Linked DNA regions of Homo sapiens: region 1 is linked to region 2. The links are chromatin contacts, found by Hi-C or POLR2A ChIA-PET in ENCODE. All regions are on one chromosome and are shown on one strand. The core of a region is the stretch at or near the end of the contact, and the rest is flanking DNA. Distances in the headings are between cores, read along the strand shown. Region 1 overlaps N4BP1 (NEDD4 binding protein 1). Region 2 overlaps LONP2 (lon peptidase 2, peroxisomal).

What was found. Hi-C counts contacts between places; a loop is a spot of excess contacts on that map. ChIA-PET counts read pairs that join two places held with the same protein, here RNA polymerase II (POLR2A). Pooled maps may share reads with other maps.
Region 1: a loop to region 2 is called in a pooled map, with 2.2 times the contacts of the local background. The contact joins two enhancer-like sites. A Hi-C loop is called at or near these places in 2 of 50 pooled maps. POLR2A ChIA-PET finds 5 or more read pairs at or near these places in 4 of 52 experiments (K562, Panc1, RWPE1 and 1 more).

The regions. Positions count from the first base shown.
Region 1 is chr16:48,533,347-48,541,071 of GRCh38, forward strand. N4BP1 (NEDD4 binding protein 1) reads right to left here. Exons shown (of 7, transcript NM_153029.4): 7 at 5,380-7,725. Among named protein-coding and RNA genes, the nearest start is that of N4BP1, 73 kb to the right of the region's middle. RefSeq lists enhancers at 2,989-3,358, 3,389-3,458, 4,219-4,288, 5,228-5,727. Within about 2 kb of position 3,110, at least 25 of the 41 ENCODE cell types and tissues checked have a DNase peak (open chromatin) inside an H3K27ac peak, as active enhancers do.
Region 2 is chr16:48,316,733-48,324,384 of GRCh38, forward strand. All of the region lies in intron 11 of LONP2 (lon peptidase 2, peroxisomal), which reads left to right. Among named protein-coding and RNA genes, the nearest start is that of SIAH1, 65 kb to the right of the region's middle. RefSeq lists an enhancer at 2,469-3,091. Within about 2 kb of position 2,124, at least 12 of the 41 ENCODE cell types and tissues checked have a DNase peak (open chromatin) inside an H3K27ac peak, as active enhancers do.

The DNA of each region.
Region 1 (7,725 bases), core at 1,860-4,359, 220 kb after region 2:
TGTCTCTACTAAAAAGTACAAAAATTAGCCGGGCGTGGTGGCAGGCACCTGTAATCCCAGCTACTTGAGAGGCTGACGCAGGAGAATTGCTTGAACCCGGGAGGCAGAGGTTGCAGTGAGCTGAGATTGTGCCACTGCACTCCAGCCTGGATGACACAGCAGAACTTCGCCTCAAAAAATAAATAAATAAATAAAAATAAAAATAAAAAAGTTGACTAAAGGAAAAAGAACTACCCCAACCCTGGTTATGTAGGGCTTGCTGGATGTAAATGGACAATGGTATTCGCTTGCAAACCAGGGTGACCAAGTGTACAGGCAGGGGTCACTGAGACTCCAGGCAGTTAAGGGATCCTCTTGAGTAGAAGTTACATACGTTAAGTCATGATTAGGAATGACTGTGCTCCATTAAAAAAAACAAAACAAAACAAAAAACAAAAAGAAAAACCAACTTGATTTTTTTTCCCCAAAGAGGAACCAGATGCATTTTCCTGCTGCCAGAGAAGGCTGTGAACTGTGCAGTCTTGGGCAGCAGGGCTAACTTTCCCCTGGGTCCTGGCCCTTCAAGGAGGGTGCACATGGAGGCCAGAGGTGCAGACAGACTGTGGGTTCTGCAGAGGAGCTGGCTCATCTCAGTGGTCTTGGGAAGACTGAGCCCCATCATCTGGTACCAGGACCTTTGGGCCATCTCGTGCTACTGACAGGCTGAGCCCTCCAGAACAGACATTGGAAGCAGCTGAACAGTGAGTCCTCCATACATCGAAGGCCCCCATCTCGACCCCGCCATCCCCTTAATACGCCCCAGGAATAGAGCTAGGTTAACTGGTTGCCCTCTTGTTACAAGAGTCAGTGAAGGCTGGAGCCAGAGTTGTCTCCAAGGTGCAGAAACGCAGGCTTGGGTAGGGTTTTCCAGAGGAGAGTGTGCACCCAGCTGGCCTTCCACGCTGGGGAGAGGAGGCAGAATACATCTCTTAGGATATAGCCAGACCCTCTTCCCTGACTTCTCCAGCTCCAAGATACTTACAAGTTCCTCTAAAGCTCCCCCACGGAATCTTCTTTTCCATTTTCTGTTTCCCTGTGCGAGCGCTCTCCCATCCGCAGCACCCCTCCCCAGCCCAGTTAGCTCCCTTCCACCCCATCTATACTTCCAGGCTCTGACTTCCCTGCCCTGTGAGGCTGTCAGCCTCCACAGTGGCCCATCCCAGCAGACATTTAGAATGCAGAAGCTATAAACAGAGGATGGTAGACATCAAGGCATGAATGAATGGCCATCTTCCTTGTGGTCCCTGTGATACCGGGATTCCAAGCCCCAAAGGGGTGGTTTGGGCTGGGGATAGTAATTCTGATAAGCTGGAGTGCTCGAAGGTCTGGGATGGACGCCACCTCCGCAGAGGCCAAATGGTGGACGAGGGCCTCTTCCAGCTATGCCTCGTGCCTTCTTAGAGCCAGAGTTCTCGGAGGGAGGGACCAGGTGACTGGCAGTCCCGCTCCACCGTCCCCACCTCTACGGGTGTGAGATGCTCTGGGTGGTCCTCAAAGCCAGAGTTCCTGGGCTGGGGAGGTGGGGGTTTATTAAAGCTGGGAGTGTCAGACAACTAGAAAAGGCTCACAGGGAAAAGAAACTCATCTTCAGGGGAGGCAGTGGAAAGAACAAATGTGGGAATAAGACCTGGACTCAGTCCTGCCTTACCGAACAGCTGATGGCCATGGGCAACCCAAGCTAGCTGGGCCTCTGTCCACACTGCAACTGTGAAACGAGGGCTCTCCACTGGGTGGCCTCCTCCTTCCCTTCTCAGCGGTGTGGCTGGCCCTGCTGGGCTCTCAGGTCCCTGGTGCCTGTGGGATGGTGACCAGGGTTTGCAGGGAGTGCACAGTGGGGAGGATGAAGGCGCTGCTTTGTGGAAAGAAGCTTGCAAGCTCAATGGGTACCAGCTGCTCTCCTCCCTCTTGTGCAGAAATTGTCCCCACATGTAATTAAGCCAGCTTCTGTCAGGAGGTGAGGACACACAGTGGGGCCAGGTCGGGAGAAACACCTGATGCCAATGCCAGCCCCACTGGTACTCAGGAACCAGGAGGGAGCCGGAGGGGTCCTGGCCTCCCCTGCTCCGTGCCCCACTCTGTGTCCTGCCTCTGTAGGGCCTGGGATTTGAAAACCACCAAAGGTCAGATGAGGCCCTGAGGGACCCTCGCTGGAGCCACATGTATTCTAGGGAACACTCACCGGCCTGGGTGCAAAGGTGCCTTCCTCACCGTGGGACTCAGGATGGGAAGGACTCTCCCAGGAGCCAGGCCCGTTTCTTAGGATTCAGTCCTGGTTGCAACCATTGCAACTACTCTTTAGTAGGGAGGTGTTTCTCAACCATGAGGGCACGCCGGGTCACTTGGGATTACCAGAAAACGTGGATGTCAGATTCTGATCTCTAGGGTCTGGGGTGTGGCCTGGGCAGCGCTGCCCCTGGGGATCCCAGTGCACAGCCAGGGTCACAGACCACCAGCTCTGAGGGCAGCAGCACTAGCCCTTGACAGATGAGGGCCCGAGGCCTTGAGAGGCTGCGTAACTTTCTCAAGGTCACGGAGAATAAGTGCAGGAGCAGGTGATGCCCTCACTCCACGGGCTGGCTGGGCATGAGGCCTTCAGAAGAAGGGCCATTCTGGTTGTTCTCTCCCTTCCCTGGCACTGTCCCCTGCATGAAGTGGCTGCTCAAGACCAGGGATGGAGGAACCCTGGAGGGGCTGGGAAGGTGCAGCATCCGGAGGGGATGAGGGGTTTGGGCCCCACCCCTCACCGGCTGGGCCTCATGTCCCTTAGCCACACAGTGGGAAGAAGTAAGGGTTCCCAGCCCTTCTCAGAGTGGAGGTGTGACATGCCAGGGATCCTGAGGGGCTGGCAAGGGGAGAGGGTCCTGCTGGCATTGAGAGACACCCTGGTTTGGGGGAAGTCCCCTGAGCAAGCCCACGTGCGCAGCTGCTAGGGGCAGGCTGCGGGAGGCCCTCTTCTTCCTGCTGCCTGTTTTGGTGGCTGAAACTTTAGACTGATCCAGGAGCCAGACAGGCGGGCAGACAAGCGCATTCTTTTTGGGGGAGGCCGCCGCCTCCTCTTCTCGCTAGAAGCAGGGAGGAGGGGAGGACAGGGCCTGCCCAGGCCTGACCCCAGACTGGGTTTCAGGCTGTGGGGCCAAGCAGGGCTCCCTGGGGACTCGGGGCTGGGGAAGGAAAGCCCCAAAGGCTGGAGTCTGCGGTTTGGAGTCCTGTGACTCTGGGAGCTGAAGCCACCAGGCAGGAGGGGGTGAAAGGGGGCTGGTTTAAGAAGCCCTAAGCCTCTGGGCTTTTGGCTCCAGCACTGGCTGTGGGTACTTCTGCTCTGTTTCTGGGCAAATCCCTGCCTGCCCAGTCCATTTCCCCAGTGAATGCCCCCAGCCCTGGCATCCTCGGTGTGTAGGGGATTGGAACCTGAGCCGGGAAAAAGGCCACGTACAGTTTCCAATCAACATCAACTCATCTGTGTTTCCCGAAATGAAGTGCAAGGTGGCTCTGATGCATACATGGGCTCACTCCTGACACAGCTTCTGCAGAACTGGTCAACTTCTTTAAAAAAATATGCTCTTGGCATCCTCTCGCAGGAACAGGGCTGGATACGGGCCCACCAAGCAGGAAGTGGGGAGGCAGCTTCCTTCCGCAGCCTCCCTGTGCCCTGAAGACTGACAGCCTTGACCCAGGTCTGTCATGGGCCCTCAATTCTTTTCCTTGAAGGGTGGAGGTATCTTAGGTGCCATACCAGCTGCTGAGTCACCTCTGGTGCAGCTTTGCCTTTCAGGGAGGTGGGATGGCCCATTGGAATTCAAATCCTAAATCCTGGACATCTTAGCTTGAAGAAATGGAAGTTCCTGAGCATCTCTGTACCTCAGTTTCCTCCTCTGCAAAATGGAGATAATAACAGCAGCACTTTAGGAGTGAGGTGAGGATTAAAGGAGACAGAAGCTTGCCGGGCACATGGGTGGTGAGGGCACGACACTGGTTGCCGGCCTCAGCTTTCTCAGCACCCTGCAGGCAGGCAGTGGCTGTGCTCACTTCCTCCGGGTGCTCTCTCTGGTGACGGCACCCGAGGGACTCTCCCAAGTGCCTGCCTTGTTCAAGGAACAATGCCCTCTCTAGAACAGCTGGACTTCCCATGGCCCTGCTGAGGCACTGAAAGAAATGTAGGCCCTAACCTAAGCACCCTCATCATTGGACCACAGGGATAAAGGAGTGCGTTCAGAACCTGGAGGATGACGGCTTAGCACTTGGAGATAAGACCTGGCTGGTGGGGGTGTGGGATGACCTGGAAGGGTGGCGAATAGTTAGGTAGGTGTCCGCAGGGCTGCTGATCAGAGCCCCAGTAGCAGTCACTGAGCGGGGCTCTGGGTTGGGCACAGTTCTAAGCACCACGTTTATTCCTCATGTCACCCTTGAAGTAGAAAGCATTATTATGCCTATTTTACAGGTGAGGAAATCCTCATCTGTAAAATAGGCATAATAAAATAATGCTTAGTTACAGTTCTGAAGTATACAGAAAGTCAAACTCCAAATGAACAGTGCTGGCATTTGCCCAACTAGGGAACTGGGGAAAAGAACTGCCGTCAGGGGACTGAAGAGGCAGTGGGATGGGCACAGAGCCACGGCAGCAGGGAACAGCTCGAGAGCCAGGCCGAGTTCTCTGCTGAGGGGCACCAGGCCTGAGTTTCAAGTTACTCAACTCCGAAATAGTTGGCCCCTTCCAGCATTTTCTGACTGGGGTGGATACTCCTGAAGCCCTGTTTGTGCAGGTCTTTGGACCTTTCTAAACAATCTGCAAATCCTTGCTAAAGACAGTAACACGTGTTACTCAAGACTCGATTTCAAAGGACGTAAATCCAACTGGAATGACCAGCTTAAGCAAAAAGTGTGTTAGAATACTGGGGTGTGGTGACGTCCGAGGAAGGGCTTTCCTGACAACAGGAACCCAAGGCTCATGCTGCCAGGAACCTCTCTCACGTCGCCGCTTCTTTCCTGCCACAGGTCGACTTCCCCCAGGGTGGAAAATGGCTTCTGACAGACCTGGGCCTGGCATCCCACGATTCCCACCACCACAGAGGAACTCCCCAGGAGTGACTTGGACTGGCATAGGTTGGGCCGGCTGTCGGCCCTGGCCAGGAAGCCTGAGTGCATCTAGTATGCAGCCTGCGCCAGGTACCCCTCCCCGGACCTGTGTGCCCAGGATGCCATGTGCTGGAGCCTGGCAGGGGAGGGAGAAGGGAGTGGAGTGACCCCAGCCCCACCCCACTGTCCCACTGCAGGGCAGTGGATTCCCGGCCTCTTACTGGTCCTGCTGCCAGATGCCGCAGTCAAGAAGGCACTGTCCTCCAGTTCAGTTGAGCAGACATTTATTAAGCACCTATCAAGTGCAAGGCACTGTGCTAGGCGCCGTGGGAAATACAGAGAACACAGGCGGTCCCTGCCCACGAGGAGCTCACAGTCTAGAAAGGGCAGCAAGACAGTACACAATCAGTGGCAGCAGCACCAGCCAGAGTGGCAAGTGCTCAAAGCGAGACACAAAGTGCTGTGCGGTCACAACATCATGGGGATGCTTCTGGCAGAAGCACTGGAAAGGAGACGAGGACTCAGGCTGGGCCTTCCAGGAGGGAAGCCATTTGGGAGAAGGGCATCTCTAGCGGAGAGAGGTCCATCTGCAGAGCCCACAGGTCATGGGAAACATGTGGCTGCAGGGAGAGTTTGGGGACAGTCAAGTATGGCTGGGAGGTGGACAGCCACGGACACTAAGCTCAGGAGATGTGAACTTTGTGGTCTGGTCAAACAGCCACTGCAGATCACTTCGCAGGAGGAGGGGTGACTAGAAGTATGTTACTGGAAGGTAAATCTGGCCACACTGCAGCATCTGGACGGCAGAGGGCAGCGCTGGGAGGGGCCAGCCAGTTAGGGCCCACCACCCCTGGGTGTCTGAGAGTGGGAGTAGCGGGCAGGGGCCAGCAAAGCACGAGGGCAGAGCAGGGGACCATACGGAGGGTGGGTGTGGAAGAAGGGAGGGGCCCCATGCAAGCTGCAGGTCTGGGGAGCCTGAGGATGTCATAGGGCTTCCTGGTAGAGTGGAAAGTGCACTCCTGAAGGTCAGGGCCAGTCACTACAGAGAGGGGACAGCGAGGAGAGGGACGGTGTGGCCCTAAGGGTGACTGCAGTTTCTCAACATGTGGTCCGTGGATCACCTGCATGGGAACTGCCTGGGGAATGCGCTCATTTGCAGATTCCCGGGCCTTCCTCCAGAACTACTGGGCAAGCATCTGCCGGGTCATGCCCGGTAACCTACATTCTTAACACCAGCTGCCCTCTCCACCACCACGAGCCCCAAAGGTGGGGAAAAGTCTGCAAGCCACCTGCAGAGGAAGAATAGGGTGTTAAGGACTGGCTTTAGGCAAAAAGAAGAGACAAAAAGAATGAGGGAGGTCTGGGAGTGAGGGAAGTGGTGGGAAGCAGGGAAAGTCCGGTCAAGCCATGTGCACCAAGACAGAGCCCCAGCGCGGCCTTGCAGCCAGGCACCGGGCCGTCCCCAAGGGCTGCTCTCAGTCCGCTTTCACTTGGTGGGCGAAAGCCACATTTGCAAACTGGGAAGTGGAGAGTGGGAGGTGAGGGGAAGCACTAGCAATGAATGAAGAGGATTCTTCCGGGAATCAGGCTGTTTCAATCTAAAACATCCAAGATAAGTGGAAACACTGGGGAGGAAGGTGATGAACAGACGGAGGTGAGCCAGAGACACCTCCTGGGCAAGTCGGCCAGGAGGCGGGAGGCGTGGGTCAGAGACACTGCAGGAACTGGGTGAGGACAAGGAGGTGCGAGGAAAGGGGTTGGGGGATGGTCCCACAGGCAGCCACACCTGAGGCGTGGGAGGCAGGTAGGAGCTGGGGGAGGGCGGGGAGAAGAGGGGTTTCTGTGTGTAGATCTGAGTCCTCCCTCACATCCCAGCCGTGCCACAAGCCGCATCGGCATGAGGCCGGCTCTCCCTTCTTCACTGGTCTCAAAAGCCACCCAGGCCCAAGTCCCGGCCAGACAGCCGAGCCTGCCTAGCAACGCTGACCGGCCGCCCAGGATGGCCCAGACACCTTCTGTCTCCTGAATGCAGCCTACAGGGGTTCAAACAGACTGCTTGCATTAAGGTCAGACAAGGCTCTTTTACTTCCAGAGACAGCGGCCTGGAGCCTCGGGAAGAATGTAGGCCCAGGAATCACCCAGCCCCTCAGGACAACCTCTCTGAGCAACAGACATCCTCCCTGTTGAATGAGAGTGACATCTCTGCCCTGCCACCTACTTTACATGGATGCCACGAAGTGGGAGAGCCTGAGCAGTAGACAGGGAAGAGGCGAGCGGCCCCACTGCAGGAGGTAGACAGGCTACAGATACTTATGCAGCAGCCACACTGAGGCTAGTACTGGAGGAGGCTGAGAACCAGTAATGAGTTCTTAATGGTTTGATAATTTGGGTTTTTAAATATTAAATATTAAATATCAGGGGTTTCGGAAGGAATGATGAATTCCGTCTCATGCTGTAACTGATGAAGGCAACCAATGAGCAATCCTTCCTTCCCATAGCCGAGAAAGGGAAAGGGGACAGGCCAATCCCTCTGAAGCAGTAAGTCAGAACACGAAGACTTACAGAACTCAAACATCAAAGGTCAAGTAGCTTCTAGCCAGGAAAAGTGGTGGC
Region 2 (7,652 bases), core at 874-3,373:
ATTATTTTGAAAATCTCTACCTTAACACTCCATTATCTGATTCAGTTATGTTTGGTGTTTGTTTTGTTTGTATTACCTTTTTTTCCCCCTTGATTTCTAGTTTTTTGTTCTGTTTTTTAGCATTTCTTGTATTTTTTTACTGGATGCCAGACATTGGATGAAAAATACAAGGGCTGTAACTATTATCCTCTGAAAAGTGTTACATTTTCTTCTGATTGGTAACTACAGTACCAACCTGTCACTCTGTCCTGTCAAGGCTGAGTTTTAGGCTTTGTCAGGACTCGTCAATTTCAGTTTGGGTCTTATTACTGGGATACAGTCTTTATTTTTATTATGTGGTACTCCCAGGATGTAGTTCTTATTCCTTCGTGGGTGACCCTTACTTCTAGAGCATGATCTTTCTGAGTTCTCACATGAAAATCCAATCAGGTCTTTAGCATCCTGGCTTCTCCTTTCTCCTGGGTTTCTAAAAGACTCACCCTGAATACATTCAACTTAGGAGTTAGTCAACAGCTTGAGGGGGATTTAAGTGCAGATTTTTGAGATCCTTCTTTTTGGTTTCTTCCTTTATTGGGATTTTGCCAATGAAGTCCCAGTTGCTTTGACAACCTCTAATTTTCAGAATTACTTTTGACTAAATGTTTTATGATTCTAAACATACCATCTACTCTGTCAATTCTGAATTATGGTGATACTCAATTCTACCTCAAATCCCAAAGAAAAGAGGGGGAAAAAACAACAAAACTAAGAAGAAACATTGCTTTTGTTTTGTAGCTTTAGGCTTCTACCTATATAATTGACTATTATAAAATCTCATTTGAGTAGGATCTTTAGTAGCCACCTACTTTGACTGTGATTTGATTTATAAATCCCTTCACAACATTCCTCAGTAAACACCATGCTTTGCCTGTTTGACTTGGTTAACAGACATGTCTTTATAAACTTGGCTATCCATTTTCCAGTCTGTAGGAAAAGAGAAGCTGTAAGTTGGAGAAAAGGCTAGTGGTTGGGTGGTGAGTCATAAGCAATAAGATTTGATGTCAGTGATGACAGGCCTGTCCTCTTATGATAGATTCCTTGAGCCCCCTGCTGACCACAAAGCTTTGGCTGGCTAGACCACAAGTCTGTCTCCCTCAATGACAATTTTTGTAGCTCAATATGGATCCTATTTTGTGTGAGTTGCATTTGGAGATTTGTTGTTTATCTGCTGTATTTGCCTTAGGTGGGACAGTGAAATCAACCTAATGTAGTGGAAGGAAGTAGGTATTACATCCTTAATTCCTTGATATACATCCTTTTATTATGTGGTACTCCCGGGATGTGGTTTTTCAGATTTGGAGAAGAATAGTTAAAAAAAAAAAATGCAGAAAGGATCAAAAGCACTTGATTCTCTCGCAGGGACAGCTTCCTGTTTTGGTTGAGGAAGGAGCTGCACTTAAAATAACTAGCATAAAGCATGCTTAGGGCTTGCTTTCCAGACAACCTCAATTTAAAATGCATCAAAAGCCAGGTGTGGTGGCTAACATCTGTAATCCCAGCACTTTGGGAGGCTGAAGAGGGCAGATCACTTGAGGTCAGGAGTTTGAGACCAGCCTGGCCAACATGGTGAAACCCCATCTCTTCTAAAAATACAAAAATTAGCTGGGCGTGGTGGCACACACCTGTAGTCCCAGCTACTTGGGAGGCTGAGATGGGAGGATCATTTGAACCTGGGAGGCGGGGATTGCAGTGAGCCGAGATCACACCACAGCACTCTAGCCTGGGCAACAGAGCAAGACTCTGCCTCAAAAAAAGAAAGAAAATAAAATTCATCAAAATAAAATATTTGAATTTTACAGCACTAGTTCTTTTCATTCATTGACTTTCATTCTCCCACTTTACCACACCTTTAACTATTGGCAAGAATGTGGTGAGTGGGAGAAAGGTATCCTGCCACGTAAGCAAGTATACCTAGAGCCAAGGGGTCAGAGTGTCACAGAGGAGAGCCACATGCTGATGGGCTTGTGTTCGTTCCCACTCACTGACTATGCAAGCGCCTCTTCTCTTAGCCTTTCTCAGGATGCAGTTCTCCAGGAGGAATCAGCCTTCTGTTGGGCTGCTTTCAGAGCTCTTTGTTGTGGCTTCCTGCCATTGACTTTGCAAGCCCTAAGCATGCTTTATGCTAGTTATTTTAAGTGCAGCTCCTTCCTCAACCAAAACAGGAAGCTGGCTCTGCAAGAGAATCAAGTGCTTTTGATCCTTTCAGCTTTTTTTTTTTTTGACTATTCTTCTCCAAATCTGAAACATATCCATTCTCGTCTACGGCCATGAGTGCATTTATGTTAACAGAAAATGCTAAATTTAATGTTTAGAAAGTAACCTCTGTGGCCAGACATGGTGACTAATGCCTGTAATCCTGGCACTTTGGGAGGCCGAGGCAGGCAGATCACTTGAGGCCAGGAGTTCGAGACCAGCCTGGCCAACACAGTGAAACCCTGTCTCTACTAAAAATAGAAAAAATTAGTTGGGCATGGTGGTGGGTGCCTGTAATCTCAGCTACTTGGGAGGGTGAGGCAGGAGAATCACTTGAGCCCAAGAGGTGGAGGTCGCAGTGAGCCAAAAATCAAGCCACTGCACTCTAGCCTGGATGACAGAGCAAGACTCTCTCAAAAAAAATAAAAAGTAACCTCTGTGCTTTGTGTAACTTTTTGCTAAATTCCTGTCTTTGTCTTCTTGGAACAGTCTTCTACTTGTTACAGGATCTTCCTATCTTTTGGATTTTATATTAGTTTTAATATAAAATTAATATAGTTTTATATTATATAGCCCACTGACATGGCTGTTAGCTGACCTCAGTTCCTTGCTGACTTGGCCAGAGCCTTCAGTTTCTTATCTCTGGTAAGAGGTAATGTGTCTCTCCCTAGGGCAAGGCTGTGACAGCTGGCTTCTCCCAGAGGGAATGATGTGTGAGAGAAGCAGGGAGAGTAAGAATCAAGACAAAACTGCAGTCTTTTATACCCATCACTATTGCCATATTCTCTTGGTCACACAGCCCAACCCTGGTATGATATGGGAGGCACTAACTCCATGGGGATGGGATATCTGGGCACCATCTTGAAGGCTAGCTGACACAGATTATTTTTTGTGCGTGTGCCTGTAAGAATTTTTTGGCCAGGCGTGGTGGCTCACGCCTTTAATCCCAGCACTTTGGGAGGGCGAGGTGGGTGGGTCACGAGGTCAGGAGTTCAAGACCAGCCTGGCCAAGATGGTGAAACCCCATCTCTACTGAAATACAAAAATTAGCCAGGCATGGTGGCAGGGGCCTGTAATCTCAACTACTCGGGAGGCTGAGGCAGGAGAATCGCTTGAACTTGGGGGGCGGAGGTTGCAGTGAGCCGAGATCACGCCACTGCACTCTAGCCTGGGCAGCAGAGTAAGACTCTGTCTCAAAAAAAAAAAAAAAAAAAAGAATTTTTCTAAGCCCGCATTGAAGTTTATACTGTAGAATATCCATCAAACTTGAGCTGATTTCTTATCAAAGACCCAGGTTGCACAGATAGGGGTTAGAAGTTTGGATTCGGTTTTGCATTTTCAGTATTTAAAGTCTTGTTTCATCTTGTTCATTCTTACCTTTCCTTTGATTGTATTAGTAGCTCAGGACAAATAAGAATTTATAATTTTCCAAGGAACTAAGGTTGCTGTTGAGGAATATGGGTTTCAGAGACAAGAGTTTAGGCACTGGCTCATTGGTACTAAGCTTCAGGGGTTTGTAGTGTTGTTAGAGCTAATTGGATTTTACAAATAAGCCAAGATTATTAAAAAAAAAAAATAGATCTAGAGAGTAACACTTTCTGTGCTAAATCCATTGCATTTGATGGGATACTAGGCAGTATGCTATGTCCAAACTTCTAAAATCAGGCGGTGGTCTAACGTTGAGGTGAAAATATCATGTTGGTATATACTGCCAATATCATGAAGATATACTAAATATTATTTTCTGAGTCTGACATTTACACTGATTTACTGATTTATCCCTCATCAATATTGGCCTGGTTTAAGAGAGACTTGTTTGCCTGTACAGACCGGGAGGAAGCTTCAATGAAGGCAAAAATCTAACTATAATAGGAGCCAAACATTTGTTATTTGAATTCCAATTGGGGACAGGAAAATAAAATATTATCAAATAATTATAAAGTCATCATTCTGTTAAATGAATCATATAGGAAAATGCATTGACCTTAAAACAGAGTCTGGCTCTGTTACCCGGACTGGAGTGGAGTGGCCTGGTTTCAACTTGCTGCAACCTCCACCTCACGGGCTTAAGCTGTCCTCCCACCTCAGTCCCTAGAGTAGCTGGGACCACAGGTTTTGCCATGTTGCTCAGGCTGTTCTCAAACTCCTGAGCTCAAGAAATCCACCTGTCTCAGCCTCCTGAAGTGCTGGGATTACAGGCGTGAGCCACCGCGCCCGGCCTGCAGTGACCTTTGGTTGTCATTGTTATACATTATCAAAACAAACTCAAGTTACAAGAGTATTAAAGCAATACTTAATGGTTTTAAAAAAAATATTACAAAAGGTCTCTGCATTTTAACTACTCATCTAAATAATTGTCTAGGAATATTTTCTGAATCTCTAATACAGGAAATGAGATTTATTAATACATAAAACCCACTGAAAACAGGGGTGCAAACTTTCTTGTCTGGTACTAAAGATGGATTCCTATGTTTTGGGCCCTTGTTTATACCAGTTTATTCAATCAGTGAGTCAGCTAGCATTTACTGAATAGTCATATGCGTTGCTTAATGATGGGGATAATGTTCTGAGAAGTGCATCCCTGGGAAATTTTGTCATTGTGGAAACATCATAGAGTGTACTTACACAAACCTAGATGGTATAGCTTTCTACACACCTAGGCTATATGGTATAGCCTGTTAATCCTAGGCTATAAACTTCTACAGCATGTGACTATACTGAATACTGTAGGCAATTATAACAGAGTGGTATTTGTATATCTAAACAACAGATGAACAATAAAGAAAAAATAAACAACAAATAAAAGCTGGTACTTCTGTATAAAGGCACTTACCATGAATGGAGTTGCAGGACTGGAAGTAGCTCTGCGTGAGTCAGCAAGTGAGTGGGAGTGAATGTGAAAGCCTAGGACATTACTGTGTATATACTACTATAGACTTATTAACACTGTACACTTAGCCTGTATTTTTTAATTTTTTTCTTTTTTTTTTTTTACTTCTTTTTCTTTTTTTGAGACAGGCTGTGTTGCTCAGGCTGGTCTTGAACTCTTGGGCTCAAGTGATCCTTCTACCTCATCCTCCTAAGTAGCTGGGATTACAGGTGTGTGCCACCACACCCAGCTTTTTAAAACTTTTCAAATCTTTTATAATAACACTCAGCTTAAAACACAAATACACTGTATAGCTATACAAAAAATATTTTTACCCCATTTATGCCTAGTGCTCCATTATTGGAACACTAAGCTTGTGGGAGTTATTTATATCCTACTGCTCAAGGTCATTGCCAAGGTCTGATTTTTCACAAAAAAAAATTCACAACTTCTGGCATAAATGGGTTAATATCCTTACTGTATATAAGCTTTTTTAAAAATTGTTTTACTTTTTAAACTTCTTTGTTAAAAGCAAAGACACAGACACACATTAGCCCAGTCCTGAACTAGGTCAGGATCTTCAGTTTCACTGTCTTCCACTTCCACATCTTGGCCCACTGGAAGGTCTTCAGAGGCAGTAACATGCATGGATAACAGTGCCTTCTACCTTCTGAAGGACCTGCCTGAGGCTGTTTTACAGTTAACTTCTTTTTTACAGAAGGGAGTACACTCTAAAATAATGATGAAAAGCATAGTATAGTCCAGGCACGATAGTGTGTGCCTGTAGTCCCAGCTACTCAGGAGGCTGAGGCAGGAAGATTGCTTGAACCCATGAGTTCAAGACCAGTCTGGGCAACATAGCGAGACTCCACCTCTAAAAATATATATAAGAATAAAAAATTTTTTTTAAATGAAGCATAGTAAGTACATAAACCAATAACATAGTCACTCACTATGACTATGAAGTATTATGTACTGTATGTAATTGTACGTGCTGTGCATTTATACAGCTGGCAGCACAATAGGTTTGTGTACACCAAGCATCACCACAAAGATTTGGGTAATGCATTCCATTGCCCTAACGGGGCTACAACATCACTAGGCAATAGGAATCTTTCAGGTCCGTTGTTGTCTTCTGGGACTTCTGTCATATATGTGGTCTGCCTTTGACCAAAATGTTGTTATGCAGTGCGTGACTATACCCACTATATGTTCAAGTTCTAAATTGGATTCTGGGAAGCTGATTAAAGAGAAAATAATGTGTAGTCTATTGGAAGAGGTAGATAAACAATTTTTAAGTGAAATAATTGCTAATTTTTAACCTCTGTGGAGGCACTGAACTGATCATTGAAAGCTCTATTTTACTTACTAAAGATATGGTAGCTTATAAAAATTACTTATAGTAAATGGACATGAAAAGGTCATTTGCTTACATCTCTAAATTCATTTTGATGGAAAAATAGTGGAAAAATGTTTGCAGATACCCTTTTGTTTGTTTGTTTTTTTCATAATAGATAATTGCCACTAAAATTGAAGAATGGCCAGGTCCGTTGGCTCATGCCTGTAATCCCAGCACTTTGGGAGGCCAAGGCGGGTGGATTACTTAAGCTCAGGAGTTCAAGATTAACCTGGCCAACATGGCAAAACCCCGTCTCTACTAAAAATACAAAAAATTAGCCAGGTGTGGTGGTGCACACGCCTGTTGTCCCAGCTACTTGGGTGACTGAGGCATGAGAATCACATGAGCCTGGGAGGCGGAGGTTGCAGTGAGCTGAGATTGTGCCACTGCACTCCAGCCTGGGCAACAGGTGAGACTCTGTCTCCAAAAAAAAAAAAAAACAACTAAAATTGAAAAATACCTCACAGTCATAACTTCCATCTGTATCTCAGTGGTTATTATGTAGAAATGTTCAGTAGGTAAACTTGAAAGAAAATGTATTTGGTAATCGTAAGGTTGTGTTGCCACCCCCAAAATAATGAAGAAAATACCAACAGAAAGAAAAAGGATTTATTGCTGGCCTGAAGGTTCTTCTGGGCATTTGATCTACAGATTTCTCCATTATAGCTAGTTCCTTTAAAAAAATAAAAAACATTGAAAATATGCAGACCCAAATGCCTTGGCAGCCCTGGTCAGTAACTTGAATCTCAGTTGCACTTAGCACAATTCCTCTGGCTGGGAAGATGTTGTTTTGGAAAAGATTAACCTGAAATGACAGCACGAATTATACAGTTGGAAATACTCAGGTTTTTCTGATTTTTTTCAAAAGATACTTTGCTTTTCCTTTTCTGCCTTACCATGGGAAGGTCCTTAGATGCATCATATCCTTGTCAGTTTAGCCTTGTGACACATATTTCTGCAATTTTGTGCAATAAGAAAGCCACTCGAAATCTCAGCATTTCATGTCACTTTTAAAGTAGGCTCAGTTAAAACAAAACCACTTGATTGTTTGTATAACCACAACCATATGTGTCTTTCTCTCCATGCTTAAACAAGGTCTGAAATCGTGTGTCAAACAGTTGAGATGTAAACATCTCCTCCTCACACATAACC